4 separate regions of the Homo sapiens genome follow, and all the other regions are linked to region 4. A link is a loop called in an ENCODE intact Hi-C map of the cell type or tissue named here. Cell type or tissue: endothelial cell of umbilical vein. All regions are shown on one strand. Links, peaks and the distances in the headings refer to the core of each region. The heading gives the core; the rest is flanking DNA. Region 1 overlaps LOC100506403 (a long non-coding RNA gene). Region 2 overlaps RUNX1 (RUNX family transcription factor 1). Region 3 has its middle 160 kb from the start of RUNX1. Region 4 has its middle 210 kb from the start of RUNX1.

What was found. Peaks named below come from ENCODE experiments on the same cell type or tissue, not always from the same donor. Only the 100,000 strongest peaks of a DNase experiment are listed, where the experiment ranks them.
Region 1: a loop joins it to region 4, with 7 times the contacts of the local background. A loop is called at or near these places in 5 of 110 quality-filtered maps.
Region 2: a loop joins it to region 4, with 2.2 times the contacts of the local background. A loop is called at or near these places in 2 of 110 quality-filtered maps.
Region 3: a loop joins it to region 4, with 7 times the contacts of the local background. A loop is called at or near these places in 18 of 110 quality-filtered maps.

What each region holds. Positions count from the first base shown.
Region 1 is chr21:35,373,740-35,381,932 of GRCh38, forward strand. All of the region lies in intron 2 of LOC100506403 (a long non-coding RNA gene), which reads right to left. Among named protein-coding and RNA genes, the nearest start is that of RUNX1, 330 kb to the left of the region's middle. RefSeq lists a silencer at 3,792-4,086. In endothelial cell of umbilical vein, for the core only: no CTCF peak of the experiment used is centred there; a DNase peak (open chromatin) is centred at 3,972; H3K27ac peaks cover 3,096 bases.
Region 2 is chr21:34,803,533-34,811,725 of GRCh38, forward strand. The region is part of intron 7 of RUNX1 (RUNX family transcription factor 1); the gene reads right to left. Among named protein-coding and RNA genes, the nearest start is that of RUNX1-AS1, 29 kb to the right of the region's middle. RefSeq lists enhancers at 3,738-4,937, 4,451-4,520, 4,799-5,309, 4,824-5,323, 5,137-5,205 and a cis regulatory region at 5,157. In endothelial cell of umbilical vein, for the core only: no CTCF peak of the experiment used is centred there; DNase peaks (open chromatin) are centred at 4,139 and 4,539; H3K27ac peaks cover 2,527 bases.
Region 3 is chr21:35,200,684-35,208,876 of GRCh38, forward strand. No RefSeq gene overlaps it. Among named protein-coding and RNA genes, the nearest start is that of RUNX1, 160 kb to the left of the region's middle. In endothelial cell of umbilical vein, for the core only: no CTCF peak of the experiment used is centred there; DNase peaks (open chromatin) are centred at 2,828, 4,438, 4,768 and 5,568; H3K27ac peaks cover 3,305 bases.
Region 4 is chr21:35,253,564-35,261,756 of GRCh38, forward strand. No RefSeq gene overlaps it. Among named protein-coding and RNA genes, the nearest start is that of RUNX1, 210 kb to the left of the region's middle. In endothelial cell of umbilical vein, for the core only: no CTCF peak of the experiment used is centred there; DNase peaks (open chromatin) are centred at 3,238 and 4,078; H3K4me3 peaks cover 291 bases; H3K27ac peaks cover 1,810 bases.

The DNA.
Region 1 (8,193 bases), core at 2,034-7,033, 120 kb after region 4:
TATATGTGGTTACAAATCCTGCAAAATTTTGATGAAATCTCCTAAAATGATAAAGCAGTGATGCCAACAGATACATAGCCTAATGATATGCAGAAGCAGAAGATAACATAGAATTAGTGAACACAGAAATGGAAAAGTCTCAATCTCACTATTAATTAAAAGTATGCATTTAAAAAAACAGTAACTTTCTGTTTATTGTATTATCACATATTTTGCACAGTGATCATGTCTAATCCTGGGAAGCATCGAGTGAATCTATATATTTACATGTGGCAATTGTACTATATGTCTTTAGACCATTGACCTCAAAAGAAAGGAAAAAAGAAAACCTCTATGCACAAAGATGTTCACGTCAGTATTATTTATGAAATTAATAACAAAAATAGAGAAGCAAATGAAACTTCCAAAATTAATAAGAGTGTTAAATCACTGTACATTTTTAGATGAGTCATGGTATTATTCTTAATATTAACATTTATAATTATTAAAGCTCCTGTCACATGGAAACACTTTCAACATAATGATTATCAAAAAGTGTTAGAAAATGACATGTATACTATGGTTTCAACTGTATAAGATATTTATTTACATAGACGAGAATCAGAAGGAAATATCAAAATAACAGTTAATATTACATAAACACTTTTTTGTTATCTTGAATACTCAGACTTTCTGCTAATACTTTTTAAGCAGTCCTAATAAGACTAGAATTTGGATCATTTAATAAACCCCATAGTAAGGAAACAATATGCGTAGCACTTCTACAAAAGTCTTAGACACACACGCACACCTTCATGTTAAGGTGAAAAATGTACAAGCATATGAAATTAAGAAAAAATTGCCTCATATGGATGGGAGTGAAGATTCATTCCAAATTTTGCCTTGAGTAGATTTGCAAGTTGTCATTACAGTGCCTTCTCTTATTTATCAGTCTGAGCACAATGGCAGAACTCGGTCATCTAAATTATCCATTTACCTTGTATATGGAATTAAGAGCTCTGTGTTAGGGAGCTCCAAATGTCAAGAGGCAGAGTCATGCCGGGGATTGATTCTGTAGATTAGAACATCTCCACCAAGGCATTTGGCCTGTGAGATGTCTAAGTAGATTAATTGAAGTAGAAATGCATTATTTATTATTTAACACTTAGTGAAAGCAGTCAGCAAGCTAGGTTTAATAATGATTTCTTTTAGACACTCACCGATGCATAAGAATTAGGTAAACATGACCCAATCATTACTTGAGAGGTTTATCAGGTTTCAAATCAGAACTTCTTTTTTTTTAAAGAGGCAATTAGCATTGTGATATTCCTCTTGCCTATTAGAAAAGATAAGTTTTATGATATCTATGGGATCTCTAAGAATTAGGCCTATTTAGACAAGGAATGAGAGAGGACTTTTACACTGTTGACAGAGGTCCATTCAGTCAGGGCTATGTTTCTGATCCCTGTAGATAAGTCTAGAAGACAGGAACACACTAACTGGCCTCAACATTCCTAATGGTGACTACTAATTATTTCAGAATTGGAGGAAGACTTGCCTTCCTGTTACAGCTGCCTGGATTGCTGGAGTCTGATTCATACCTAGCCATGTAAGGGAAAGCTCATCTTCTGCCTGGACAGTGTCTTGGCACTCCTGGATGCCTGGCCCCTTGGTGTGTGCTCCCCATAATGCATAAGTTGCGTCATATTTCTGGAGTCACTTCACCCAGCACAGACTGATCTGAATCTTCTTCTTTTTCAGTGAAGTCAGCCTTTGACCAGAGAATCCCTAAGCCATGGATTCTTTCTGGCTTTGGAAGATGGGACAGAAGATGTAGATGGTTAACCATCCCCCAAGGATGGAGGATCTCACTACCCTTCACACCCAGGGATGACCTCATCATTAGCTCTAATATGAAGTCTAATGCTTCCAGTTGCATAAGTTGGGGCAAAGTACTTACTCTCTCTAGGGTTCACATTTTTCATGGTAAATGATGTCTATGATAGAGGGGTTACTGCTGGGACTAAAGACAGAAAACAGGCCAACGGCATTCTCCAGTGGCTTACAGACAAGCAGTGCCTGATGTATTTTGGGTCCTCCATATCACTTTTTAAAAAAATTATGGTAAGAACACTTAACATGAGATCTGCCCACTTAAGAAATGTCTAAGTGTACAACACAGTATTGTTATCTATAGGTACAACGTTGTACCGCAGATCTATAGAACTTGCTCGTCTTGCCTAACTGCAACTTTATGCCCTTTGAATAGCAACACATCAATTTCCTCCCACTCTCAACCCCCGGCAACCACCTTTCTACTCTCGCTCCTGTGAGTTTGACTATTTTAGATGCCTCATGCTACATTTGTCTTTCTGTAACTGGCTTATTTCACTAAACACAGTGTCATCCAGGTTCATCCATTCTGCTGCATATTTCATGGTTTCCTTTTTTGTTCAGGCTGAATAATATTCTATTGTATGAATATACCATATTTTCTTTATCCATTTTTTTTTTTTTTTTTGTGAGATAGAGCCTCACTCTGTCAACCCAGGCTGGAGAGTAGTGGTATGATCTCGGCTCACTGAAACCTCTGCCTACTGGGTTCAAGCAATTCTCCTGCCTCAGCCTCCTAAGTAGCTGAAACTACAAGTGCACACCACCACATCCAGCTAATCTTTGTATTTTTAGTAGAGATGAGGTTTCACCATGTTGGCCAGGCTAGTCTCAAACTCCTGACCTCAGGTGATCCACCCATCTCGACCTCCCAAAGTTCTGGAATTACAGGCATGAGCCACCACGCCCGGCTTCCTTCCACTCTTTCAGCAATGGACATTTAGGTTATCTCTATACCTTGGCTATTGTGAGTAGTGATGCAATGAACACGGGAGAGCAAATATCTCTCTGAGGTCTTGATTTTGATGATTTTGGATAAATACCCAGAAGTGGGATTGCTTCCACTGGTAGTTCTATTTTTAATTTTTTTCGTTGTCCTCCACAGATTTCTCTAACACATGCTTCTAACTTCAAATTTCTTTACTCATAGCACGGATTCCAGTACCGATCCACTCTCAATGCTGCCCATTTCTGTATTTTTCTGACAATTTCCAAGTATTTTATGAATAAGTATCTCTTTTCTTGGCTAATGGATAGAACTGAAATTGCTTTATAACTACCAGTGGTGACTGTGATGGGAAGGATGACAGCTGATGCTAAAAAATTAACACTGAACTTCAGAGTGGTAGCAAAAAAATGAGGGTTATTTCAGAAACCACAATTTATAAACAACAGACTTCCTAACAGGCTAGAACAATAAGAAAGTAAAATTGTGGATCCCCATCCTTTCAGTGTTGGTTTGTTTTTGTTTTATTATAATTATATAATAAATATTACACTTTCATTTTATATACAGAAATGTGAATATTTAAATTTTATTATAATAGAATCTTTAATAAAATCAACAAATATAGTACACTGGAACAAATACACCTATCTCAGAAAACACATTGAGGGCAGAAAGAATATTCACTTATAAGTGCAATCAGTGCCTTCAATTATAGTTGAGTTCCAAAGATATAAAATGTAAAATGTAACTATATCATATATGATGGTTTGCTTCCTGTGAAATCCACTCATTAATACCTTAAAGGCCTTCCCGTGATCCTGTTTAATAATATATTCTTAAAAGGGTGTTATTCTCTGCAACACACATTTTTAATTCTGGATATTTAAAAAAACAAACTCAACATTTTTCTTGGCATTTTTTGCAAATGAATTGGAGTTCATTCAGACATTCAATTCAGTAAAAACAAAAAACACATACATTTCTGCAGAGCCACAGTTGAAGAGCATGGGCTTAGGAGAGCAGACCCCCGGGTCTGGTCCCAGTTCTCCTGCCCCTCCCCAGCTTACTGTGTCACCTTGGCTGTCCCAAGATGTGAGTTCCTCCTTGGAGATGCAGTTCACAGCCAGAGTGATCGCTAAGCTTCCTCCCTGCATTAAAATTCTATTATTCTAAGTCTTTCTCACTTCTCTGGAATTTCCTGTGATATGGATGCTTGCAATTATTACACCTCTGACAATTGATGCCAATAAAAAAGCATCTACAACATCGGACAATGAATTTCTTATGTTTTTATTCCATACAAAATCATGTAGTTAGGTTCAGAAATAAAATATTCATCACACATTTTGTGGTAGGCTGGTCTTGCTCCACGGGATGAAAACATATGTCGCAAGAGGGAACAGGTTTGCCTAAGGACCCATATGAACGAATTCAAAAAGAACCTAAACTCCCAACCATGCCTATCTCTCATACATGAGCTTTCTCTCATTACCAACCAACGTAAATATCAAAAGTTGATCAATGTAGAAGACTTTTATTACACATTGTTCCCACAAACTACTGTGACCCACATGCTTAGGACCCCAAAAGCGGTGTTCTCACTTGCATCCACTGGGTACACACTGGGGAAGTCTCTGGGACCAGGTGGCAAATAAGACTTTTGGAAGTCTTTTCCCTGCAAGAAAGTGATGGCAGGATAGTGCAATGACTGGAGGCAGACAAAACAACCACAAAAGGCCAGAGAGGACTTGTAGCTTTACAGGCTGATCATTTTTATTATGTGTTATTATATTTAAGAAAGCTCTAAATATTTTTCCAAAAGACTGAATGTGCTTAAAAGGAGATACTTTTGTTATCCAATTGCTGGTTCTCTGCTCAAAGGACAAACAAATGAAAACATCAGAAATTCTCCAGTAGTGAGAAACAATGCATAAGCAGTCAAACCTCCAGGAAAACTTCTGAAAGCTGAAGTAGGTGTATGAAAAATCAGCTTCATTAAAGCAATCTATGAGAGCTGCTTGTCTAGTAATAGCTACTGTATTTTGTGGCACGGACTTGATTCTTAGGGACTCCTGGAAGTTACACTCAAAGGTGCATTTCATACCAGTCACTCCTCCATATCCAATATCTTGTTTTACAGTTTTACAGTCTTGCGGCCGGGTGGCGGCAGGGGACAAATGAGAAGGAGAGCAAGAGGGAGCACATCAATGAGAAACAATGATGATGAGATAATTAGAGTGAGCAATAAAGAATTCATCACAGGGACAGAGGACCAGACCAATGATCAGCAGCCGTATCTATTGCCTTGTCCTTGTTGTTCTCTTTTAGTAAGACCTGAGCATAGAATAGAGTGATGCAGTAGACCAGGATCTTACATGTCCATTCCTCTTCCTTAGGAGAGTCCTCAGATGATCCTCACACAGTGTGACTTATCCTTCAGGACAAGGTTAGCTGTTTGGCTGGGGCTTCAGTCCCTGGTCATTTGTCATGAGATTCCGGGTCTTCACAAAGAGGCATAGAGAACCTGCTGAGTGTTTTCCCTTAGGCCTCAGTCTACAGATGAAAGGCTTCCTCAATTAAAAGCCAATTCTTCACCATTTGGGCACCCAAAGTAGACCTAAGCTATGCCTAACTCCACCCATTCACTGTGTGATTCCATTCCTGGATACAAAGTACCTGGTATCAGGATCAGTTCTTACAGTGGGCCTGATGGTATGAAAGGCTGGATTATGTCATTGTAGAAGGAATTGAGAGGGTAGAAGTTACTGATTGGGAAAGAGAGAGTCTTCAAAACTTAATAAGCCATGTTTTCAGTAACAAAAAGAGGAAAAAGGATTGGGCTGGATGTTTGTTTTTTCAAAGCTTAACACAGACTATTTTTTAAACATTTACTAAGCATCTACAATATAATGTGGAAATGGAGATAACGAAATTATAAGTATTCTTTTTTAAAAATATATTTTTTATTTTATTTAAATATTTTTAAAGACAGGATCTCGCTTTGTCACCCAGGCTGGAGTGCAGTGGTATAATCATAGCTCACTATAACCTCAAACTTCTGGGCTCAAGAGATCCTCCTGCCTTGGCCTCCCAAGTAGCTGGGACTGCAGTGCTCACTACCATGCCCTGTTAATTTTTTTTTATTTTTTGTAGAAATAAGATCTCACTATGTTTCCCAGGCTGGTATTGAACTCCTGGCCTCAAGCTCTCCTCCCAGCGCAGTCTCCCAAAGCACTGGAATACAGGTGTAAACCACCACACCTAGCCTATAAGCATTCTTAAATAACTTGAAAGACAGGAGCTAACTAAAAAGCAGACAGAAACGGGGAAATATTCAGCTGAATGCTGGATTATTTTGAATATGCAAAATTTAGCATGGTCTAGCATGGTCAACTCCCAGCAATCATTACGGAACCGGGAAATTGTTTTCCATTTACTTAAGAGATACCTCCATTGATTAAACACATATTACATGTGAAGACTCTTCTGGGCATGCTACTTGTATAACTTTATTTAATCACCAAATCCTCTGAGGTAAATCCTATTATCAAAGGTTGCCAGTTTTAGCAAATAAAAATACAAAATTCCCAGTTAAATTCGAATTTCAGATGAACAGTAAATATTTGTAATATAACTAGGTCCCATGAAATGTTTGAGACACCGCTATGCAAAACATTATTTGCCATTTATCTGAAATACACATTTAACTGGGCATCCTATGTTTTACCTGGCAAAAATATTATTATTATTCCAGTTAAATGATACTTCATCTTCAGGCTACCATGCTGGTCAAACTCTTGTCAGGCATTACTTGGTGTTAGACAAAGGGTACGATAACTGGATGAAGCCAAGTTTCACAGAATCTTCAAGACATTTTTAAGGTGGCTTGCGGGCTTAAAAAATGTGGCACCTATACACCATGGAATACTATGCAGCCATAGAAAAGGATGAGTTCATGTCCTTTGCAGGATATGGATAAAGCTGGAAACCATCATCTTCAGTAAACTAACATAGGAAAACCAAATACCACATATTCTCACTCATAAGTGGGAGTTGAACAATGAAAACACATGGACACAGGGAGGGGAACATCACACACCGGGACCTGTTGCTGGATGAGGGGCTAGGGGAGGGATAACATTAGGAGAAATACCTAATGTAGATGATGGGTTGATGAGTGCAGCAAACCACCATGGCATGTGTATACCTATGTAATAAACCTGCACATTCTGCACATGTATCCCAGAACTTAAAGTATTAAATATATATTAATTATATATATAAATTATATATGTATAATATATATATTATATTTATATATTATATAATATATATATATTTATATCTCTATAAATATATAGAGATATATATATCTCTATATTAATATATATTATATATTATATAATATATAAAAATATATATTTATATATATTAATTTTTATATATATATATATATAAAATCCTTTCCATTGTCTGTCTTCCCAACTCCCAAAGGTAGGCCGAACTGGGGGCTTGGAGAGAGCTTATATCACTTGCCCAAGACCTGTGCTAAGCTGCCTCATGTACCCTTAAAATGAAATATGACATATTATTCTGAGTTTAATACATCTAAAGTCAGGCTACCCTAGCAAAACTTCTTGCTTAAAAATTAACCTGTGAGCACAAAAACATGGCAGAGCTGCGACCTGGTTTAAAAGAGTGATGCCTGAGGAAAGCTAGCAGCAGCTAACATTAAACCCAAGGCCCCCAGCCCAACTCTCTCAGGCCTCTCAAGAAAGATAATTTTTATTTAACTGATATTTGTATTGCATTTATTGTGCTGGGTGTGGCTCTGTATCTTTTATTCTTCTGATCTTCATAAAACCCTACGACGTAGATCCTATTATTATTCCAATGCTACAGAGGAGGAAACTGAGGAATAGAGGGGTTACATAATGTCCCAAGGTCACATAGCTAGTAAATGACAAAGCCAGGATTCAAACCTGGGCAGGCGGGCTCCAGAATTCATGCTCTGAACCACTAAGCAATGTCAACTTGAATTCCATATATTATAAAATTTTGGAAACAGATCAAGAATTCTCTGCATGTATGAAAAAGCACATGATCTATTCATCATTTCCAAAACTATTTTACGAACATCATCTCCTTTGGATCTTAGAGCAACTGGATAAAGGACAGGTAATATAGGTATCATTATTGCTATTTTGCAGACCAGATTAAGAGAGATAAGATTGTGAGCAGTGATGCATGACAAGTTCAACATTAGTAAATTAGTAAACACAGAGTCTTATCTAAACCAGATTCTCTATCCACTTTACCTAGGCTCAATACGGTAAGCAAAAATGGAACTCAGAAAATGCTAAGAATGATTG
Region 2 (8,193 bases), core at 1,965-6,964, 450 kb before region 4:
CCAGACTCCGTCTCAGAAAAAAAAAAATAATAATAAATAAAAAACACTGGATTCAAAAATTTAAATTTGAGCCTTTATGCATACTGGTTTTCCAGGCTAAATGATGTCTGATGCAGCCACTTTACTGAGGCCATTTTGTGATGGGTTATTTTCAGCTTTTTAATCATCAATAATGGGTAAAACAGGCCTTCTACTCCTTGATCCCCATTCCCTTCCATTTGAAATGGGAAGTTAGGGATAAGGTAGAGTTGAGGTTAGTGGTGAGCTCAGAGGTGTACACGGCATATATCACACAAGAAGAAAGGAGAATGCTTTTATCTTTTGATGCAGCAATATTAAAATGTCTCTAGAGTCAACAATGACCCTTTTAAATAATTCATGTCAGAATGTCCTGTTGCTTCTAGTTTCAGTTCCAAAATTTAAAGAGCTTGAGAGTCATCACTCTTGTTTTTATAAGAAAAAATGCTGAACAAACTGAAAATCCATGACTTTTCTTAAGTCCAATGGAAAGCTGAAGTTGCAGGGCAAACTGCAACCCCAAATTTTGAGAAGCAGGCAAATATAGAGAATCATAGTGAGGTCTGCTTGCTGGGAGCAGAATTTCTGAATTCATAAACTGATGAGAACACTTAATGGTGATTTTGACAGATTGCTAGAGGCTCAGTACAGACTAGTGTGCGAATAAGACACTCCTAGGGGCTACAGTTTCAGGAGGAAGTGCACTGTTGTGGGTTTTTCATTCAGGAACTCCACCAGATTCTCACAGGATCCAATATATTATTATAACAGTGGGTTATGGCTGAAAGAGCTTCAACATACTGACTAAGGAGGAGTTCATAGAGAAGCTCACAGATGACATGGGAGACAAAAACAAGGACGCTAGAGGAATTTGAAGTCTCTGGTACCTTCTGAAAACATTAAATACAGCCCAACTCTTGGGTACATGAGAATAATAACTCACGCTAAAGGCCTACTAAGTTCCTATTGCCTGATAAATCATGTTAAACTTTCAATAAAAAATTACAAGAAAGGCAAGAAAAAAACACAGTCTGAAGAGATAAAGCAAGCATCAGAACCAGACCCAGATGTGACACAGATTTTGGAATTACAAGACAGGGAATTTAACAATGATTAACATGTTAATGGCTCTAGTGGAAAAAGAAGACAAGGTGCAAGAAGAGATGGATGATGTAGGCAGGGAGATGGAAACTTTTTTTTTTTTTTTTTTGAGACAGTGTCTCGCTCTGTCGCCCACACTGGAGTGCAGTGGCGCAATCTTGGCTTACTGCAACCTCCGCCTCCTGGGTTCAAGTGATTCTCCTCCTCAGCCTCCCGAGTAGCTGGGATTACAGGCACCTGCCACCACGCCCAGCTATTTTTTCTTTTTTTTTGTAATTTTTGGTAGAGACAGGGTTTCACCATGTTGGCTAGGTTGGTCTCGAACTCCTGACCCCAGGTGATCCACCCACTTCGGCCTTCCAAAGTGCTGGGATTACAGGCATGAGCCACCGTGCCCAGCCTGAAACTCTTAACACTCAAAAGCAAATTCTAAAAACCAAAAGCACCCTAACAGAAATGAGGAATGGCTTACTTAGTAGACAGAACATGACAAAGCAAAGAACCAATGAACTTGAAGATACAGAAACTTACCAAACAAAAAGATAAAGAGGAAAAAGAAAGAACATCCAAGAACTGTGAGAAAGTTTCAAAAGATGTAATGTGTAATTGGAATACCAGATGGAGAAGAAAAAGAAAACAGTGGAAGAAATACTTGAAGTATTAATGGCTATGAATTTTCCAAAATTAATGACAGATACCAAACCACAGATCCAGAAAGCTCAGAGAACACCAAGCATAATAAATACCAAATCTACACCCAGGCATATCATATTTAAACTGCAAAAAACCAAAGAGAAGAGAAAATCTTGAAAGAAGCTAGAGAGGGGGAAAAGCCAACACCTTATCCATAGAGGAAAAAGGATAAGAATTACATTATCTTTCTCTTCAGAAACCATGCAAACACAAAGAAAGGAGAATACATGAAGTGTTGCAACAAAAAAGCTACCAAACTATTATTCTGCATTCAGCAAAATTATCCTTCAAATTCAAAGAAATAAGGATATTTTCTGACAAACAAAACTGGAATAATTCATTGCCAGCTGACCTGCCCTATGAGAAATGTCAAAAAGAACTGCATAAAAAAGGAAGAGCATTAGAAAAGTACTATATTAAGGTAAAATTAAGTTTTATTTTTCTTAACTGATCTGAAAGATAACTGTTTACAATAATAGTAACAAAGTATTGAGTGATTATAGCATGTGGATAAATGAAATAAAAGGCAGTAATGATATAAACAGGAAGGAAGAAGTGGTAGTTATTTGATGCTAGATGTAGATTAGTTATACATGTACTTTTCAAACTTTAGGGCAGTAACTAAAAACATTTTTAAAAAGAATGATTAATATGCTAACAGAGGAGATAAAATGGAATCATATAAAATGTTCAGTTAAACCTATAAAAGGTAGAAAAAGAGGTGTGGGGGGAAGAATCAGGTGCAACAAATATAAAAGTTATAAATATGATTGATACTACTGCAGTTATATTAATACTTAGGTTAAATATGAATACTCTAAATGCACCAATTTAAAGACAGAGATTGGCAGTGTGGATTAAAGACAAGACCCAACTACATATTGTCTACAAGGGACCTATTTTAAATAAAAATATTTATACAGATTACAAGTAAAGGGATGGAAAAAGGTACACCATGCTAACACTGATTGAAAGAAAGCCAGAGCAGCGATGTTAATTTTATACAAAGCTGACTTCAGAGGAAGGACAATTTTCAGGGATAAAGAAGGGAATTACATGATGATAATGTGGGTGAATTCTCTAAGAAGACAGCATCTTTAATATATGTCCACCTAAAAACTGAGTGTCAAAAAACATGAGGCAAAAACTGATAGAACTACACGGAGAAATAGGTAAATACGCTATTACAATTGGAGACTTCAACAACCCTCTTTCAGTAATTGATACATCAAGCAGGCAGAAAATTAAGACACAGTTGACCTAAACGGCACTACCAGTCAACTTGATCTAATTAACATTTATGGAATACTCTAACAACAGCAGAATACACATTCTTCAGCTCACATGGAAGATTCACCAAGATAAGCCATATTCTGGGCCACAAAACACACTTTAAGATCCTTAAAAGTATAGAAAGCATACAAAGTATTTTCTCAGACCACATGGATTTAAATTAAAAAGCCAATAATAGATAACTGGAAAATCTCCAAATATTTGGAGATTAAACAACATACTTCTACATTAGACATGAGTCAAATAAAAAGTCTCAAGAGAAATTAAAAAATGTTTTGAACTAAATGAAAATACAACTTATTACAATTTTTGGATGCAGATAGAACAGTACTTAGAGGGAAATTTATAGCATTGAATACATATATTAGAAAAGAAAGATCCAGAATCAGTCACTGAAGCTTCCACCTCAGGAGACTGGAGAAAATAGCAATACAGACCTCAAGCAAGCAGAAGAGAAGAAATAATAAAAATTAGACTAGGAACCAGTGAAATTAAGTACAGGAAAATAATAGACAAAATCAATAGAACAAAATATCTTGTTCTTTGAAAAGTTCAAAACATCCCTCTTTGTCCTCGTGCTCCCCACAGGCGCTGGGAGAAGATGGATAGAGACCCCTCCCGGCCCTCCTCTGACTGTCCACTCTAGGGTCTTTTAAACACCCACCCTCAGAAGCTGGGTTTCCAACAGCACCCCTTGAGCGGTGGCACCCTTCATCCTGGGCTTGGAGAAGGTTATAGTTAGAAAGCCCCTTCCTTGATTGTGTGGCTGACATCTTTAAAACGCCAGGTCTTTCAGTCATCTCTCAGAGCTATTTAAAAATAAAAGTCACATAGACCACAGGGTTCTACCATCTATTTTTGAAAAAGGCAAATCAGCTTGGTGAACATATAAACCCTAGGGGCAGCCCTGGTTATTTCCCTGGAGGAATTTTTTCCCTCCTTCATCCTGGAGGAAGGTAGGGACGTTCCCAGGGTTCCCTCCAGATTCACCTCAGTCATGGGGAGCTGGTGTAATGCCCTCTTGGAGACCTCAGAACACACAACAGGATGTGACTCAGGACTCAGAGATGTGAGTCAGTTTCCAGGGTGATGTGTTAGGGCGAGCCCCAGTGGTGGTTTGCATCTCACTGTCTGGGACCCCTGGGAAGAAAGGCCTAGGCTCCCCTTGCAGACAAAGGGGGTGACCCCAGATGCTTCCCAGCATCACATCTGTCAGAGGTGTGTGATGTCAGGGGCCTTTCAGAGTCCCTGGGGGTGGGTGACTCTGCTCTGAAAGGGACATTTCCCTGAAAGTTCCACTGTCTTTGAGAAGCAGTGTTTCCTCTGGCCTCTGCAGCAGGGAGCAAAGCTCCGGCACAGCACAAGTAAGAAGAGCAGTCACCTATTCCTACTACAGGTACCCCCAGGTAGCAGACACCGGCTCAGCACACTGTTGCTATATCATTGAAATCCCATGATAACATGAGTCAGTCAGCACCAGCTCTGGATCCTGGAAAAAAGGGAGGTTGTGAAACAGCTCCAGGATTTGCCAACCGTTCGTCTCTGGCCGGCTGCAGACATCTTGGTTAGTCATGTGTAGCTCAGATGCATTCGTTGTTCCAGCAATTACTTTGAAGAGAAGCAGACAGACCAAGCCGGGGCAGAACCCTGCCTGGGTATGCTGTTTTAAAGGCCTCAGGTTTTGAGGGATCCCATCCTCACTGCCGACCTGCCAGCCTGGGAGGTGGCAGGCTGCCTGCGGGAAGGAAGAAGGGAGCCCTGTGTCCGCCTCTCCACCACTCCCTGCTTCCGGGACCCGTATTCATCACCTCGCCGGGGAAGCTTTGTGGCTTTGTGGTCAGGGCCCTGTGAATCAAGAATGCTGGTTCCTCACATCAGGCCGCCCCCAACCCTGCTGGTTCACCCTGGAGTCCTTTTCTTTTCAAACCTCTGTTTCCTCACCTCTAAAAATGGGGGTAACCAGGCTCACTTGCCTCACAGGTGTGAGAGTTAATTAATGTTTGTGGGGCAGCTTTGAGATCCACAGATGAAAGGTGCTCTATAAACGCAAAATGCAATTCCTCATTAGCACTGTCAGACGGTTCCCAGGGGAAACAGTTCACCCTGCACCACGAGGCTGCTACCCTCAGCCAGATGAGTCTGAGACACGTCTGGGAAAGGGCTACGTATTTAGGCAGAGTGCTTTTGGAGGGAGGGTTCAAGGATAGGTCACTAGCTTCCAGAAAAGATGGGTGTTTTTAGAACATGTCTCATTCTCAGTTGGCATCGTGTCCCTGAGGCAGAGGGAGAGTGGCCTTCAGTGCACACAGCTGGAGGGACCATAGTTCAGAGGGAACAGAAGGCACCTTCTGGTTTCTGCTGCCTCCTCCCTTGCAGACAGATTCTTTCTCTGTACTTTGTTAAATAAACATTTGTTGCAGACATCTTTTCCATAAGGATCTTCTGCACTGTGCACTTTCTGCACCTCTGCCCCCCGTATACAACTTTCCAGGCCTGAAGGAGCTCTACAGACAGGTTGGGTACATTCCTGCAACACCAGCACATCATGGATGTTTAGATTCTTCTATGGCCACCCTATTTATTTCCTTCCACTCCTCCATGTCCTTCTTCTCCAGGAGGGTAAAGACAACTTTCTGCTCCCTTCTACTCCTCTGGCACCTTTGCCCCGCTTAGTTCCTTGAAAAACATGAGCCAGAAATATTGTGTTGAGGGCTGGGATATCTCAAGCAGCCTCCATCCTGAGACTGGACCCTTGGTGGAGAATGAGGATACTCACTCCAGTAAAACAAATCACTGACACCTCAAGTGGGAGCTGGGAAGCTTCAAGCAGAAGAGGCACAGCATCTCCCAGGACTGCACACAGCTAAAGAAACAGAATTTTCTGAAGAACACTCCATTGAGGTGGCACCTGATATCAAGAGGATTGTGCACGCTTGATAGTCTATGCTTGGAAGGCCTGGGTTGGGAGACTGTCATCTCCAACCTGCAGTCCAGGCTGGGCATGGAAGGCCGTGCTTTACAGCCAATCTCCACTGTGCTGATGAGGGGCCGGTGGGATTTCCTAGAGAGGCACCTGTGATATCTCTGGCTAAACAGATACAGTTAAGAGCTGTCGCTGGGGCAGATCATGTTAAGTAACATGGCTGAGATTTGCCAGGGTCCATGTAATGCCTTAGGGTGTCAGCACGCAAGAAAAAAAAAGAAGTGACTTTACGTCTGGGACTGCAGAGGCTACAAAATGATGAACCCCCTAACCTATGAGTTGTCGATATTGGAGAATACGATGCTTTTGAGCCCAGCTCAGATGGAGATCTGTTCCACACAGGTGTGTGTCATGCCAGTTTGCAGCCTGGGCTTCCTCTGGTGACTACCCCATCCATCTCTGCCACTGCCCCAGCTCTCTGTGCCCAAGTGCTGTCCCTGAGCCAGACCTCTGGTGGGAGAGGCCGAGGGGGCATGGAGCAGTGATCTCAAAAGCCTTCCTCTCTACACAAACCCAACCACGGGTTTCTCAGTGGGCATTCTCCTAGCTGCAGCCTTAGTTTTTACTTTGGCACTTTTTTGATGTTGTAAAATGTTAGAACTGTTTGAAAAATTCTAGAGTGGCTTGAAGCCCAGCAAGCAGTCTCTGTTGTCTTCTGCTTCCATATGACATGGGCCCTAAGGCAGGCTTATTGGATTTTATGCCAGGGATTCTGGTTTTAAGCAGCAAACTCTGAGGCATGGCATTCTAATAAAATCAGAAGAAAAACTCATATGAATGGGGGAAAAGGAGAATTCAAAACAATAAACATGAAATATGGCTTAACATAAAGATGCTTTTGTTTGTTCTGGCCCCAAACATTTTCAGGATTTGGGAACCTCATCCCAGAGCTGTCTCTCTAAAAGCCAAAAGGGCTTCAGTAAGGATACAATAAGGGCATAGTTCTGCAGTCTGAGAGGTAAGGACAGAGACCCTAGCTTGGCCCCTCACTCACAGTGTGCTGAAGCAAGTAACTTAATGCCTTGGAGACTCAGTTTCCCCCCATAAGGAGATGTTATTGCATCTGTCCCTTAGATTCCTGGGAGGGTGAAATGTGCCCCTCTGCCCGATATTGTCAATGCAGTAGCTGGCACCTTGAAGGCAGGAAACAGTCTTCTCTCCCCTGCCCTTCCAGGAAAGGATAACAGTGTCTGGAGAGTACTGTTGGCTTAGCTGGTTGTTGCTCCAGGTAACAGAAGAGGGAGAGGCTTGGTCTCACAAAGCCACCAGAAATGAGACCTTCCTTAGGCAGCCAGAGTTCCAAGGTGCACTATTCCAGCGGGGTAGCATGCACCGCTAGGATGCAACATAAGCCCTTCCTCCTGCAGAGCAGCAGCCTCCTCCTTCACAAGGAGCACCATAGCCACCCTGCAGAACACAGCTGCGTCAGGGCCTCACAGCAGTGTTGCACCGTGCCAGCCACAACACAGATTCTGAAAGCTGCATTTTACAAATCGAGGATTCACTGCTCTTTGTCTTGTGAAGTGTGACCCACAATGAATGGCAACCGTTCTTTCTTTAAGAGCTTCCATTCCATGCTCCCAATTTGAAGGATATCCTGACAAAGGGAAGTAGAATTCCCCAAGTGGAAGTGCCTCGTCCCCTTCAATAAACGCGAGTGAAATCAAAGGGCTGCTTCTGTGCTCTCTTCCTCTGTTTTTCTCATGCAGTCCTCCCATCTGACTACCTTGTCACAGCTCTTCTTTTCCTACCTGCATCCTCTTCACCTTGTTTTCCTTTCCCACACATCAGGCCAAGGCTTCTAGAATTCCTTGCAGCAAGAGCTGGAGGACAGAACCTCAGGGAACTGCCCTGTGGGAATGCTTCATGTCGTCTTCTACACGCCCTCTGACCTGGCCGCTGCACACAGGTCTTTCACTCTATGTGATTCCCTGGCTGCCCCTTCACCTCCAAGAGCTCTGAACGGCTTTACAACTAGGAAGTCTCTGAATGTGCAGAACAATGAGTTTCTCTTTCAGCAGGGCCTTGCCACCCCAGTTGTTTTTATTCCCCCCTCTGATATGCTAGAGATAATGATAGATCCAGGAAGTATATTTTCTTCACAC
Region 3 (8,193 bases), core at 2,081-7,080, 52 kb before region 4:
AGCATTATTTTTTAAAAGTTTTCTTGGCTTCACTGACGCATGTTCCTATCCTTTCTCCATGAATAACACTTGTTTGCTCAAGCCAGACACCTGAGGGAATCCTACCTGCCCACTCTCCCTATGTCCCCTCCAATCTGCCATCCAGTTCTGCCAGCTGTTCCCAGTTCTCTCACTCTCTGGGTCTGGCCCTCATGCAGCTAGCTCAAATCATTGAAAGGACTCCATGACGGTCCACCGTGAACAATGCCTCTAGAACAGGAAAATATGATCACATCTTCCCTTGCTTAGGATTTTTCAAGTTTCTTCTGACCAAAGAATGAGCTCACCTTTCTTGCCTGCCGGAGGAGGCTATGCAGTCATTTATTCAGTTCAACCTGTTTTTATTGAGCACTTACTGTGTGCCAGGCATTGATTTAGGTGCTAAGGAAATAGCAGTGAACAGAATCCCTGTTCTGGTAGAGCTTCCATTCTACTGAGAGGAGACAGATAATAAACAAAATAACTCATGCATGTGTGTGTGTTTGTATGACATGCACACACATGTATATGTACATTTGTATACATACATGTATATTTATACTTATTTTTAGAAGGTGACTTGTGTACAAGGTGACAAAGAAAAACAAAGCAGGGCAGGATTCTAGGGAATGCTGGAGGAGGGGTTCATTTTACATAGGGTAGTCAGGGAAGAAATCAGTAAGAAAGTGACATTCTGACAAAGATGTGAGTTAGTCCCTGCTTGTTTGTGCAACATCTTTTTTTACCGCCTCTCTGCCTTGCATATTCTGTTTCACAATATTGAACTCTTAGCTGTCTCAAACCTACCAGTCCTTCAGCCTCCAGGCCTCTGCACGCATGGTTGATTGGCCCCAGGTTGCCTGTTCTCTGCAAAGGTGGACTCTTAGTTGTCTTTTTTGTCTCTGCCCCTCTTCTCTTCCTGGGATTCTCTAGGCAGGCTCAAGACCCTCCCTCTGGGCTTTGACTTTGCCTGGAACAAACCTGCTAGAGTGACTATCAACTCATATCATAGTTCTTCTCTTTCCCTCTCTAAATACCTATATGCAGACATAGACATGTCCATATGTAACATATAACACATGTTATTCACTGAGTTTTTACTGGGGTAAGTATATTTTTAAAATACATGTGTATATGTTCTGTATTCTCCATTACTTTTTGAAACAACCTAATAAGGTAGAATTATCCCCATTTCACAAGTGAGAAAATTCACTTACCCAATCCCTTTCCACTAATGGGGCTGGGCTTGAGCTGAAAGTTATCTGACACCACAGCCTTGGTCTGCCCACAATGCCCATAGCTTTCTCCCCAGAGCCTAAGCTCCCTTAGAGTACATTCTATAGCTTTGAGTTTTTGTGTCTTGCACCTAGCACAGTGTTCAGTACAGAGTAATTGCTCCCTAAATATTTATTGAACAAATACATTTTAATACTATTCATTCATTCATTATTAATGATGTGCAAAATTTCTATGTCTAGCTTCCTAAGTGTGTCTCCATAGGCCCAATCTTTCAATAGCAATAATAGCAATATTTTCATAGCACTTACCATGTACCAGGTACTGTTATAAGTACAAATATCAACTTTTTTGATCCTCACAACCCAATGAGGTAGGTACCACTTTTTTCTCCATTTTACAGAGGGAAAAACCAAGGCTTCAAGTAGTTAGTTCAATTTTTGAAGCTCACACAGCTAGCAAGTGACAGAACTGGGGTTTGAACTCAGGTGTCTTGGCTCCAGAGAGCCTCTGTTCCCCAAGACTGCATGACACTGCCTTCCTCAACCCTTCAGACTCAGGTTCCAGGCCCAGTGAATGATGTTCAGTGATGACTATGAACTGTTTTCTACCACTAAAAAGAGACATAATCAAGAACATCTACTTTGTATTGCTTAGTAGAGAAAAGCAACCTCTTAAATCCAGTACTCTTAGTGACTAAGCTAATATTCAGAGGAAATTTGGCAACCTCCTTCTAACATACTGAAGGCAAAGGGTAATAAAAACATAAAAGGAAAAGTATCCAAAAAGAAAGTAGATAACTAGGTGTTTGAGAAAAACAAAAATAAAGAAGTTTTTGTTGTTGTTGTTTGTTTTTTTTAGATCAAGAAAATATTGGGAAACTGCTACTGAAAGAGGATTGATGTTGGCATAAAGGGAGAGATCTTCTGTATCTCAAAGGAAATTTGCCTTTTAATCCAAAGTCAAGAAAGCCCATAAACTTACCCTAGAATCAAGAAGGAATCAACTAAATTATATCAGAATTCTTAGATCCGAAGAAGGTCATTTTCAGTAAGTGGATACTTGCAGGCTTAAATGAAATGTGAAAAATTTTGAAGGAAAATGTGATCAGGAAGTCAAAGTAAGCTTTTGACACTGCCTGCCACTCCCCACTCCCCACAGACACCCTCCCCTCGAAAAGAAAAGGAATAATTTTTTCCACTGCTTCATGAAGGGGACAAAGTCCTTTGCGACTTCTTTGCCTTAGAATACTATTAATCTTTTGTTGTTGTGTTCCTTTAGAATACTATTAATCTTATAAAACTGTGCCTCTGACCACAGGGTGGATTCCAGCATTAAACTACCAATGCTTTACAGAGAATCGTGAGAAACACTCAGGGAAGAGGTAATTCTACTCAAGGGTCATCCTTTTTCCTTGCCAATTTTTTTTTTCTTTATCAGCATTTGAAAGAAAACCAGATATTTTCTTTCCTGAAAGTTGATGACTTCAGGTGGGGAACAAGCATCTGTGGCAGATGGACTCTTGAAACGCAGTGAAATATCCTGTCTTCCTATAAATGTTTATGGGAGCAGGAGAACTGAAGAAGAAAAACACAGCAAAATGTTGCATGACTCACAGTCCGAACTGCTTCTAAATAAAGCATTTCTCAGAGTTTCCCATGAGGTGATTTGAGTGATCAGGCAGCAGGGTCCCTGTGAGTGGAGCAAGCACATTTTTAAAATACAAAAAGGTATATCCAACAGTCACTCAGGAGAATCGTTCTGTTGTTTTCGATGTTTAAGAAAATGTATGTCTAAGATGAGAGTATCAGATCATGTATATCATGTCCTGTTCCATATGTGGCCAGAGCGTCCCAGCAGTTCTTGGCTCGGCCACTTTGCAGATGATGATCAGCAGGACGTTTCATATTGACTCACAGACTTTCCTCTAATAGAGCATCTCCAAGTGATGATAATTAAGTTTAATTTTAGATCGTGTGTGCTGGACCTGGGAATGTTTTTAAAGTGGTAGCAAGCTCCATTGACTTTGGCAGTTGAGTTTTGAAAGGAAGGTCTTATGTCTTAGACTACCTCCATACTGTTCAGTCCCTTTATACTCCAGAAAATTATGAATTTGGAATCAACTGGGGAGAAATCCTTCGTCAGACTACTGTGCAAACGGTAGACACTCCTGCCCTTGACTGTCAGCCTCGCAGATGGAAACGTGGCCACCCTTCTTCATATTCAAGGCTCTCTGACTAGAAAGTCAGAAAGTGGCTACAGCCCTTCCAGCCAAGCTAGAGGAGTGGAAAAGTAAAGTCTAGAGGGCTTGAGCTTGTCAGGAACCACGGTTAGAACAATTCCTAGATTCTCTATGCAGCTTACCAGTGACGGTCTTCTATGACCTCATAACAGATTGGCAAAATTACATTAGGTGACTCAACCATTTCTGGGTACTGGTATTGAGTAGCGGTATAAAGACGAAATGATTGTATCAGGGAATAATTACTACCTAGAACGTGTTCAACTCTCTATATGTGCAGCAGACATGTGGTCAAATGAGCTGACTTGTTCTGGGTCATCAGATTTAAAAACTACAGGATACCCACTTAAATATAAATTTTAGATAAACATGAATACATTTTTAGCATACATGTACTCCATGTAATATTTTATCATTCATTGTTTACCTGAACATTAAACAAAATTAGTTGCTTCTCCGAAATTTCAATTTAACTGGACATCTGTATTTTAAATGGCAAGCTTCTAAGATGCACGAGCTTTTCTGAGCTACTATTTTATCAAAACACATTCTGAATGTTTTCCTGCAAGAACTGGGGAATCTAGAGAAAATGCATCAAAAATAATTTAACATTAGCAAGAAAACGGCCACTTTGGAAGGGCTTGTCTCAGTCACTGACACATACTGTAAACCTGTACCCCCGGAAAACCAGCAGGAGAGAAAAGTAAAAGCAACATGATGGTTGAGTGGATCCTATTGTGACCTAACACTTCCACCCAGACAGAATCCGAGTTCCCTGCCCGTAATTTTGAGCTTCAGGTTCCAGTTTCCTCTTTTTCTTTACTAGGTTTCGCTGCCTCCTGTAGGGGGAAATAAGGGAAAAGAGATAACGAAAGAAAGAAAGAAAAAAAAAAGGGCCGGCAATTTCATGTACATTTGTTTTGGCATTCGCTGAATTCTAGAGATGAAAACAATCTCCTGCTTTTAATTCAGTCCACGTGCAACAAAGTTGTACGTTGGGAGATCTGGCTTTTAATAAGAACGATTAACAAGCGTTTTTGATCACAGGAAGTTGAGAAGAGTCGCTGCTTCTAAGAATACAATAAACATTGACTAGCAGTTAGACGGTCCATCTTTCTCTATCAGCCGTTTAGCAGCCTCTACTTTGATTTGGGGCAAATGCGAGATGGGACCAGGAGAGAGCTCCCCACACCCCCACCACCACGTGGGCAGTGGTTCTGTTCCAGAGCGCCTTCCTTCCTGTCCAGGGAGGCAGGCTGCTGAGGCCGTTTCTGGGCAAGAGGCCATTGTCGGGATATTTGCTTTAGATAGCTTGCAGCTGGGCTGAGTGGGTGTTTCATTCAGACTCAACACAGGCAGCTCCCACCGTCTCTACTGTTTCAGGCTAGTGGAAGCTAGGGGCCTTTTGATTTATAAAGAGCTCTCTGTGCCTCCAGTTACATTTTAGGAAGCAAAGCCGTGATAAATGAAGCTCTGGCTGCTGATCTCCTGGATACACACACACACACACACACACACACACACACACACACACACACACGGCCTACACACCTTTTCCCCTGTAGCACAGAGGCTTTCACCACCAGGAGATTTAACCCTGGCCTAGGGTAGCCACGTGGGCATCCGTGTTCATCCGACATCCTCTTACATCAGAGCTTGCCCTGAATAGGGCAAAATCAAAGTGTGGAGCTTGTTGGTTTTTTATGTGGTATAGATATTCTTATATTTATCACATTTCCAATTTGAGGTCATCGACCACCATGGAAGGAACTGTGCTGGCATTTCTGGGCAAAGCCTAAAGTTGATTCTTCTTTTCCTACAGACAATTGTTTTCATGTGTGCTGGGAATGAATGCATTCTGAGGATGAGGGGTGGGGAATTCTACACGCAGGGAACTCAGGAGTCTTATTTTCTTTATTTTCTTATCCTGAGCTACAAATGACTGCTTAATTGGGAGAGACTACAATTACAAGAGTTCACTGAGGGAAGCATGAAAACAAAGTGAACCAGAAAAATAGAAACCCAGACTTCTCAGTTCCTGTTTATCCTATTTTTAATCTCCACATCTCAGTTGCTCTCTTTCTTGCTTCTTTTGCCTTGCTGGAATTCATACACACACCTGGCTTTCCATTTGCCTTGGGGACAGTGAGGAGGTGGAGCCCAAGAGTGGGAGGGCCCTGCTGCCTGCCGGTGGGGAGAGCTGGTGTCCGCTGGAAGAGGCAGACCTACAGAAAGCTCGGCCGTGTCTAACTCAAAGGTGTTGGCAGCACATGAATGATGACTTCTCCTCTCTTAACTGCCTGGGCTAGGAGACTTTCGCATGTCCGGACAAGTGGGAAGAAGGAAGGTCGGGGTGGAGGTGACCATGAGATTGTGGACGAATGTTCAGACTGACCAAGGCCTGAAGAGGTCTGAACGCCTGTGTTCTTCAGCCCTCCTCCCCCTCCTCTCTCTGTGTCTCTGACTCTCTTCTCTCCCCTCCCCTCCCTCTGTCTCCTTCCTTCCTTCCTTTCTTTCCTTCCTTCCTCCCTCCTCCTCCTTCCTTCCTTCCCTCTTTCCCTTTCTCCCTCCCTCCTTCCTTCCTTCCTTCCCCTCCCTTCCTCCTTCCCTCCCTTCCTTCCTTCTGTCCTTCTTTCCTTCCTTCCTTCCACACATGTTTAGGAAATGCCTGCCACCAGCAGTCTCCACATTAGGTTCCAACTATACCAAAGGAATCTGTGCCTTCCAAAACCTTCCCAGGGACAGAAACCACTCACAAGGGATGCCTCTGCCATTTCACCATGCGGGTGCCCACACCACCACAACACACTTCAATTTGTGAAAACACTTTTTCTTCCCTATCAGAGTGAAATAGTGCATACCCTTGTGTGGCTCTGCAACTGAAAGAGACAAAAGGGAATCACACCGGGAAAATCACACATTCTGGAATAAAGAGGGAAATGTAGAAACTGGGATCTTAAAGCCTCGGGGGAGAGGACCCTGGGGCCCGGGCTCTCTGGGCAGCACCCAGGCCTGGGGAGGAGCTGTTTCCAGTCGGTCTCCCTGCAGACCCTGAGTGCTGAGGGGAGGGTTGGCCTGTCTCCTTGGCCCCTGTGTGCCCAGCACCAGCATTTGTGCTGGGAACCTCCCAGGCACCACTCTGTGTTAAGGACGTGCCAGGAGAGACCTGGGAGGAGACGACCCCGGGGCTGGGTAGGTGTCCAGCTCCTTCCTGGTTATCTTCCACCCAGCACAGAGGACATCCTGTAACTCAGTTGCTCCTCACAGGGTCACATTTAGCCTCCCACGGGCTCTGCCACTCACAGTGCTCCTGTCAGGAAGCGGGGTTTGTTCCCTGAGATCGCCAGTCCGGGAGTCTCTCCAGGACCCCTGCGGGTGTCCGGGTGTGGCTTTGGCTGCCCTGTTCCCTGAGCCTGGTGTATCATCATGTGAGAACTGTTACTAGTTTCCATCTCAGGGAAAGGATAACCATGCCCCTAACACCCTGGCAGGACCAGATCTACCTTTCTGTCTAATATGACCCCTTCATCTGAGAGCTGGAACTTTCTGGAACCTTCTAGAGCCTTGTACAGGCTCTGGAGCCTACTGCGGACGCAGAACTAGTAATAGATTTGCTCAGTTCCTGCAGCTTTAGCTGTGGGGCACTCAGAAATTGCTGTGCTATGTGGGCTTAAATAATTTGAATAGACATGAATATATTTAATAAAAACAATCTGCTTTATCGAATTATTTCCATTTTTGTTCTCATTTATTTCCTTTAGCCCCAGATAATGTTAAAATAAACTACTGATGTATAATTAACTTTAGATGTTATAGTATCTTGAGCCAAGCTGATTTCGACGACAGTGAAGAACATTTTGAAGTAGTTTTATGATTTTTCACAGCACAACAGATTTTTATAAGAAGAAAAAAAAGCTTTAAAAATGCTGGCAGTGTTGTTTAGCTCCTCCAACACAAGCACCCACCACAGTAAAGCCCACAAATTCACAGTGGGCTGAAAAGTGGTTTCTGGAACTCTTTTAAACCTTGGCTAACTTTCGGGGGCTCCCAAAGGACAAGATTACTTCATGTCAAAGCAAAAATTCTCCTGACTCTGTAAACAGCCCACGGTTCTGGGAAATATGAAAAACGTAGATCAAAAATGAAGTTGTGTTGTGTTTGGAGAGGCTTTCCGTGATCACGAACCCTCCGTCCCGTGGGATCCACACTACTCCCGGGTTTTTGAGGTCCTCCTCGTCCTCGGGGTCACTGTATCCCTCTTTACCTTCTTCCTCAGAACACCCATTGCCAAATAGAAAACACCAATGATGATACTACTACCAGCCCAGAAGGCTGATTAAATCTGCATACCCTTCTTTGGAGCTTAAACCGTGCTGTGCATTTTCACGGTAAATAGTTTTGTGTTTTGTGGCATATATACAAACTTGGCAAGTAAAGACAAAAGTCACCAAAGACCTCATTTCCCACTAGTTTTGTAACAAAAAGCCAAATTGATATTCTCTTTTCTCCTTCCTACCGCACAAACGATACTCCCTTCATCTTATAGCATAGGTAAGTGTCAACACCCCTCTCACCAAGAATATTTTGTGGCTCAGCAAAAATCAAGTGAACTTAAAATATATTCTGATCCCACCAGGTAAGAAGAAAATGTTTAACATAACACAGTATTCCACCAGAATAAGCTGAGCTGGGGTTTT
Region 4 (8,193 bases), core at 1,002-6,001:
GTAGGAGCATTTCACAATGGCAGCCAGAACCTCATTTTAAATGCTGCCATGGTACAATGGCACGATGTTGAAAGATGAAGCTTGTATTTGGTGTGAGTGAGGACTCTAGATTCTGAAGCTAACCACATTAGCTGGAAAGACTTCGTGCATACCAGAAATGTAGAAAATACTGCATCCACTCACAAACAACACCCTATGTCACCTTAAGCCGTGGCTTAATCTCTTTGATTTGACTTTTTCCCTCCAAACTCATTTTAAGGTCTTGAAAATACACAATGCAGCTGCAAAGCTACACTTTGGGACTAAGAACAAGTTTGGGAATAACGACTTGAAATTGGATTCGATGATCTCTTTTCATTTTATAAGTGTTATGAATCCACTGGCTTCTTGCATGAGAAAGGAGAACACTTTCAGCAAATTTCAACCATCTCACAAATCACTTCATCACAATAGCTTAATATTCCGATTGTGGACTTTACACAAGATGTGACATCAAACGCAGGACAATCTTGAAATGGCAAATGCCTGGAGGGAGCTGCCGGCCACGGAGTCTGAATTACCTCATACCTTGAAATTAGCAGGGCCTCCTGATCAGGGAGTGGGAGCAAAACATTTTTTTTCTTTTATTAGTAAGTCCCATTAACTCTGGTTCTAGCTTTCGGTACTCCCTGCCTTTCGTAAGGAGTGTCACCCTCACAATGACACAATGTTCTGCCTGTTTGCATTACTAAACACAGGAGGTGCAATGGGGAAGCAGGCTGCTCATAAAAATGAGTTCAGACGCTTGCTACAGACGTGACAAATACCAAGCTGATTTTTATGCAGGGAATCCTGTCTCATTTTATGTGAAAATAAGGTAATAAGACAAAAGGAGCTATAGGACTCCAATTTTAGCTTTTTTAAAAAAAACAACATAGCCATACTGATATCCTATGAATCACTACCCCTGCAGTGGAGTCATTTTTTACGGGGTGTGTGTGTGTGTGTGCGTGTGTGTGCTTGTGTGTGTGTAGGGAGAGAGAGATCCCTCTCTACCCATTAGTATAAAAGTTGGATTTCTCAACAGCTTGACAATACTGGAAACGTCTCGTCAGTGGTTACTCCATCATGATAAGTATTATTGTGTGATATTTTTTTTCTTAACAGAATGAAAACAGATGTCATTTGATATTAATGCCTAACCCCAAGTCAATGGTAACAATTTAAGAAGATACTTGAAGAAAAGAAATGAAACTGTAAATAGAATTGTTATAAAGTAAAAACTTCAGGAGTTTATTTCATCTTTTAAGAAAAATCAGTTCCATTTCTTTCTCTCTCTAGAGAGGTAGACAAACACACACAGAAATTCTTTCTCACTTGGAAAGGGTAGCGCCATTTAACTACTGTAGTCATGAGATGGTGAGGGTGGTAGCCAGGAATGGCCCTAAGTGATCAGCAGGATCAGGGAGAGAAAAAAAGCACCCTGTGAGAATGCTGAAGGGTTTGGGAAGTGTTTCTAACATTTCACCAGTCGTTTTTACTTAGCAGCTTTAGATTTTAGATTAAAACAGAGGAGAGATGAGGAAGGCAGACACCAAGATGGGGAATAACAGGGCAGGAGCAACAGAAACAAACAGACACATTCTCAAAACCCATTTGTTTCTGTTACTGGGGCTATTCTCATTCCTTTCTCTTTATACCCCATTGATACCCCGATGTCCTCTTCATTTTCCCCAGTTGTAGAATTTCAGTTGGCCTCTGACGCCATGAGAAGAAACGAACTCAGTCCAGGCCAATGCAAACGTTTTCCTACAACTCTCTCCCACTTTCCCAAACCCTCCTCCCCCAGCAGTGTCTTCTAATGGCTTCTGTACTCTTGATTTAAATCGCCCTAAATCCCATCCTCTCTTCTACTTGATCCTAATGACTAATCTGTTCTGCCAAGAAGAGATGACACTTCTTGTCAGCCCTTGCCTTCCTGTGGTCAAAATTAATTCGTTCACCCAACATTCATTAAGCACCTACCATGAGGTAGACAGTGGCAGGCAACGCCATCACAATCTCTGCCCTTGAGAAACCGCCACAACTACAGTGCTCTATCATTCTATACGAATGCAGACGGCACAATCATTCTCTTTTGAACCTAGAATATATATTTTCAAAGGTTCAGATCTAAAAAATTGTTTAATGAATTAAAGTACCTAGCAAACTCTCCTGGTCAAAAATAGCCATTTAATTTACCAAACTCTATTTAATGCAAGGATTTTATTCTTGGGAAAGGAAACTAATTCCTTTTCTATTGTGGCTTTCAGCCTGGTCTGACTATCAGAATTAGGTTTTGGATCTAATCACAAAATTAACTTGATGATAGCAAACACAAATCGTCAAATCAGATTTTTCTACCAAATAAATGCAATGGAAACAAGATCTCTCCTATCTACGGAAACCATGATCTCATGCTAGAATTTTAGGGAAATAAAGCTTGAACCCTAATGACTATTCATATCAGGAAATATTATTTCTTGTTTGTTGAAATGTCTACCTGTAAGGAACAAATCTAAGATACTTGCCTTTAAAAAGTTTAAAAAATAATTTGAAGAAAAAAAAAGGAAAATAGGTCTTGTGTCAGTGTTGAGTTAGTTCAGGTAATTATGTTTCTTTCTCCTAAAATAATCATATTTTGTAATTAAAAAACTCACAACAGCCTTTCATCGTATTTTTATACATTCCCTTCTGTGTTATTGAGAAACTTGTATAAGCTCACAAAATATAAGTATGCTCTGCTTCTCATGTATTTTTTCCTTTGGATGGTTTTGATTTGTTTTTATTGTTGCTCCATTGAGTAACTTTATAACACCATAACATTTTGTAGAAAAGGATTCCTAGATGAATGAAACCTTTCTGAAATCCTAAAAATCTTACCTTTGCCAAGCTAGCCTTACTGGCATGAAGCCTGCTCCACTTCCTGGTTCTGACCAATAATTTTCTATGCGAACGTCATCATCAAAGCTTGCAGGACAACTTGTGTGGAGCATTTCCAGATACCCGTCCTCCCCTCTGTTATTTCAGTCAACAGCTGCTCAGCCTGTTCTTCCCATCACCGTTCATGATTGCGTTAGACAAAAATCCACCTTTAAATAAACTGTGAAAACTGAGAACGGCAAAGCAACCAGTGGCAACTAAGAGGCACTCTGCTGTTATCAACCTCAGCTCACAGTCTTGGGCGCATGCCCAGCAGGACTAAATTCTCTATACAGCAAGGGAGAGTTTCAGCTGACCTGCTGTGAATGCCCCAAGTGAGTCACTGCCGTTAACTCCATCAGTGCCACTTGCTGTCTACTTGGACATTTCTGAACAGCTGCTTGGCTCTAATGTCGACCTCTAACTGGAAATATGGCCTCGTCTGACTCAGTTTCAGAAGAGAAAAAGGGGGAGGCAGAAGGGAGGAGAGAAAACACACATGCCCACTCTCAATCCAGATTGACAACTTTGTTTTTTTCTCATTGATTGTGGTAGAAATAATTGTTGATGAGGTGGAAATACTAAACCCAGTTTGTCATAGTTTCTCTATTTTGTCTCTTAATATATTCCTCATGAAGTTGGATTGGGATCTTCTACTGAAATTATACGCTGCTGTGGAAATTCACAGTCCTTAAGAGCTCACCCCATTTCCATATTTTGTTTTTAACATATCCACTGAATTTTCCAAACACAAAAGTGAATATTTCTTTTATTCTAAAAATGTTGTTCATAATATTGAGAATCCATTTAGAATCAATCAACATTTTTGGAGTACTTGTTAGAACAGACTTCTGGGGTAGACATTAAAAAGGATTCTGAGAAATATCAGACATGCTTCCTGGATTCAAGAATTTATAATAAAATGAAGAGAAAAGGCCTTGTTCAAACAGATGGCCCAGGAACAAGATGAGACAGTGTGCACAGAAGTGTCACATGCCTGCTACAGCTACTAGAATCTGTGAGAGCTCAGAGAAAGGCTCTGGGCTGGTGGCTTTAAATCCAGAATGATGGTAACTGATACTAACAACTGAAGTGAAATTGACTTCATAAACATGGACGATGTGTCATAGCTGGGCATGCAGCCCAAGTGTCTAAGTTGAAGACTGAAAAATGCTCACATGGCCTCAGTATTTCATTTCAGCAAAAATCCGTGATTTATATGTGTATTGTTGTATGCACAGGCACATGTACACATGTTTTTAAACTCTTATATTGCCAGAGACACTGAGGAATTGATCATGTACTTATTCTCCTGGGATCATTTACTATTGTGTGGACAGTGAACAAGCACCAAGCCGGGTTTCTGGAGTTTAACCCAAAGAAAGACAAATAGATGAAATAGCATAAGGCTTCTTCCATTTTGAAGGTATCTTCTACCTGCTGTTTTTATTTCTTGAAAGGAGATTTCAGAGGAGAATAAAGATAGGTTAATTCTTAGTTTTATGATGATAATAATATAACTATAGATTTTCTAACAGCATTTCAGCATTTGTAAAGATTTTTCTTGAACAGTAAACAGAGGAATGTTATTCCATGATCATTGGTGCTTTGAGTTAATTTAGCTCTCTGCATTATTTACTCCACTTGACTGCAGTTTGAAGTTGAAGAGAGCATGGTCTCCGGTGCTTGGATAATGCTTCCTATGGAATATGTGAGTAGACTTAGTTACTCTTAAAGTCATCAAATGAGATTGGACCACAAATATAATACAAAAAATAATCTCAAGGTTTTAATCCTGAAAAGCTTGCAAATATTAGAAAACAATGGATCCAAAGGAAATGCCTTGATTTGGGGCCCTAAAACCAACTAGTAGTTTTCAGCATAATTTTCCAATTCATATCTAAGGCTGCTTGAATAATTAATAAACTATCATCGGTTTTCCCAAGTCACCAAAATCACACTTAGTTGTGAGTGCGATGTAACCAGATTTTGGTATAATCAAGTCTGCCTTAGACCTTATCTACAGGCTTGATGGAACAAAAGGGTTTTTCTCCAAATGGAGAGACAAGTCAGAAAGGGAATCCTCTCTGAAGGGAAGTAAGAATTGCGTGGGGAATACATACCATGGTCGAAATTACAAGTTGATTCATGAGCAGTCTTGCTTTAATACCATGGTGCGGTGATGAACGCAGAAACAGGCAGTGAAACAAAAATGATAAATAAGGTAAACAGATTCTATGGGAAAATGAATGACGACGATAATTCATTCTATGGAGGTGAGAGGATGCTGAGAGGAATTCCCAAAGAAAACAGTTGAGCTGGTTCTGAGTATGCCTTTAGCAGGCTGCCTTGGGCAAAAAGTGAGAGGGAATTTCAACCAGTAAGTGCAATATTTATTCAAGAAGTATTTATTGAAATGTCTATTATGTGCCAGGTAGTATTCTGAATAATGGGGATATCATTTTGAATACTCGGGATATCATTTTGAAAAAAACCAAGTTCCTAATTCATGATGCCTATATCCCCACAGGGAAGGCACAGAGTAAAATCAAATTAATGAATGAAAAAGTAAGTAAATAGATAAATGAAAAATAAATGAAATATACTTCTGTATTATGATGTCAAATAGAGACAAGAGCTAAAAAGAAAAATAATGTAAGGCAAGATGAGTTTATTTCCAATTATGTGGAAGTGTAAAAATGCAGGTGACTTTCATGAATCAGCAAGATCTGATTGTCCTTACAGCACAATATGCTTACTGGGAGTGAGGGTGAGAAAGGGGTGAGAAAAATGACAAAAAAGGAGGCAGAATATTTGGGTTTCAAGTCCCATATGATCTTTTAAGCCCTGTTAAGAAGTTTGGGTTTTCTTCTGAAGATAAGTCAGGAGCCATGGAAAGATTCTTAGGTAGGGGATATGGTATGGTCTGTTTTTATGTAGATCACTTCCATGGCAGTAGAGAGAACAAATTTTGGGTGATCAACTTGGGAGGTAGGGGCCTCAGTTAGGAAGCTGGTTGCTTGTGGCCTATCAGTTGAGTTGAAAGGATTATTACACACAGGCTGGCCTGTATCTGGTAATCTGAGCTTTAACTAGGAGGAATCCTAGCCCAGGTGGGTCGCTGTAAATGGTTAACCCAGTTGTAATTGATGTGCCTACTGGCCCTGAATTGAGGGGTTGCTCCTATCTCCCCACCCGACTTGCCTGGAATTTCTGCTTCTGATAATACCAGAATAGCTCCTGTCAGACAAACTGTATCACAGGTAACAACTGTGAACTCTGTACAAATTATTCAAAACCAATGACTGAATACTCTGGAGAGAGACCAAAGGCAGGCAAAGACAGAGAGGCAATCAATGCTCAGGAGAAGAACATAACAATGATAAGTTTTCTGCTTTTTACAGGCTTTAGCCAGAGAGCAGGTCCAAGTTAGGGCTACACTAGGAAATGAAAACTTGGATCACAAGCAACAGTCTTACAAGCTTGAAGAACCAGAAAAACAATTTCAGGAGACCAAACCAGACAGAAGATAGCCAGAGAATGATATCCAAAATTTCATGTATAAATTCTGCCCAAATCTCTGATGTACCTTGAACTGTGCATGCACAGGGTAGACTCTAAGCAGTGATGCCTAGGCTAAAAGAACAGAACGCAGATTTCAGCTGCTGCCCACCACAAGAATGAAAAATTTTGGATTTCAGTTCTAATCAAGTTAACTGTCTGCTTAAAACAAAATAATCAACACCCTTTGTGATTTGGTTGAATTTTCTGAATTCAGGGTCTCCAAAATGTATTACTCGCCATGTCCAGGATTACTAGATATACAAAGCAAGTTTACTAGATATACGAAGAATAAAGAAAATATAACACAAAACCAAGAGAAAAGACTTAATAAAATCCGATCCTGAAATAACCCAGATATTAGCAGACAAGGATTTTAAAGCAGATATTTTAAACATGATCTAAAATAAGAGAAATATGTATTTCATAAATAAAAATGCTAAGTCTCAGTAAAAAAATAGAAACCATAAATAATAACCAAATGAGAACCTAGAACTGAAAAATACAACGCCTGAAATAAGAAATTAACTGGATGGGCTTAATAACTAGGAGATGACACAAGAAAAAGTCAGTGAAGTAGAAAATAGATCAATACAGTCATAAAATCTTAAAAACAGAAAGAAAAAACAGATTGGCTTGTGAAAAGATTTCAAAAGGAAAACAGGGAAAATTTTTTTGAAGTAGCAATGCCTAAAATTCTCCACATTTGGTGAAAAACATAAAGGTTGGAAAATTCAATCAAAGAAAACCATACTAAGAGCCATTATGATTATTGAAAGTAAACCAGATGGCTGGGTGTGGTGGTCCACACCTGTAATCCCAGCACTGTGGAAGACTGAGGCAGGCAGATTGCTTGAGCCTAGGAGTTCAAGGCCAGCCTGGGCAACATGGCAAAGCCATGTCTCTAAAAAAATTAGCCAAGTGTGGTGGCGCATGCCTGTAGTCCCAGCTACTCAAGAGGCTGTGGCAGGAGGACCACTTGAGTCTGGGAGGTTGAGGCTGCAGTGACCATGATTGTGGTATCACATTCCAGCCTGGGTGACAGAGTGAGACCCTGTCTCAAAAAAGAAAGAAAGAAAACCAGAAAACAAAAAATTCTTAAAGCAGCCAGAAACAATGTAACACATCATATAATAGGTATAGAATAAAAACAATACAAACAATTGCTAACTTCTTATCAGTAACTATGAAAGCTAGACTACAGTGGATCAATGTCATTAATGTGATAAAAGAAAGCAAAACTTTCAAGTTATCCTTTTATATCCAGTGAAAATAACCTTCAAGAAAGATGGAAATAATCTTCAAGGTAAAATAAAGAAATTTGCAAATAAATACAAACTAAGATAATTTATTGGCAGTATGTCCACACTGCAATATACACTAAAGGAAGTTTTTCAGACTGATAGGAATTTGTACTAGATGCAAATGGAATCTTCAAAATAAATTCAACTCATTTACACCAGAAATGGTAAATATGTGGGCAAAAGACTGCTTAAATTAAAAAAAAACTTTGTATTATGATTTATGAAGCATGTAGATAATGACACATATGACAACTAGAGCAGAAAGGATGACGGAATCAGTAAACAGATTTAATTAATTACGACATTTGTATATCATACATGAAGTGGCACACTATTAATTCTAAGTAGACTGTGAAAATGTAAGAATGTTTATAGTAGTCCTTAGAGC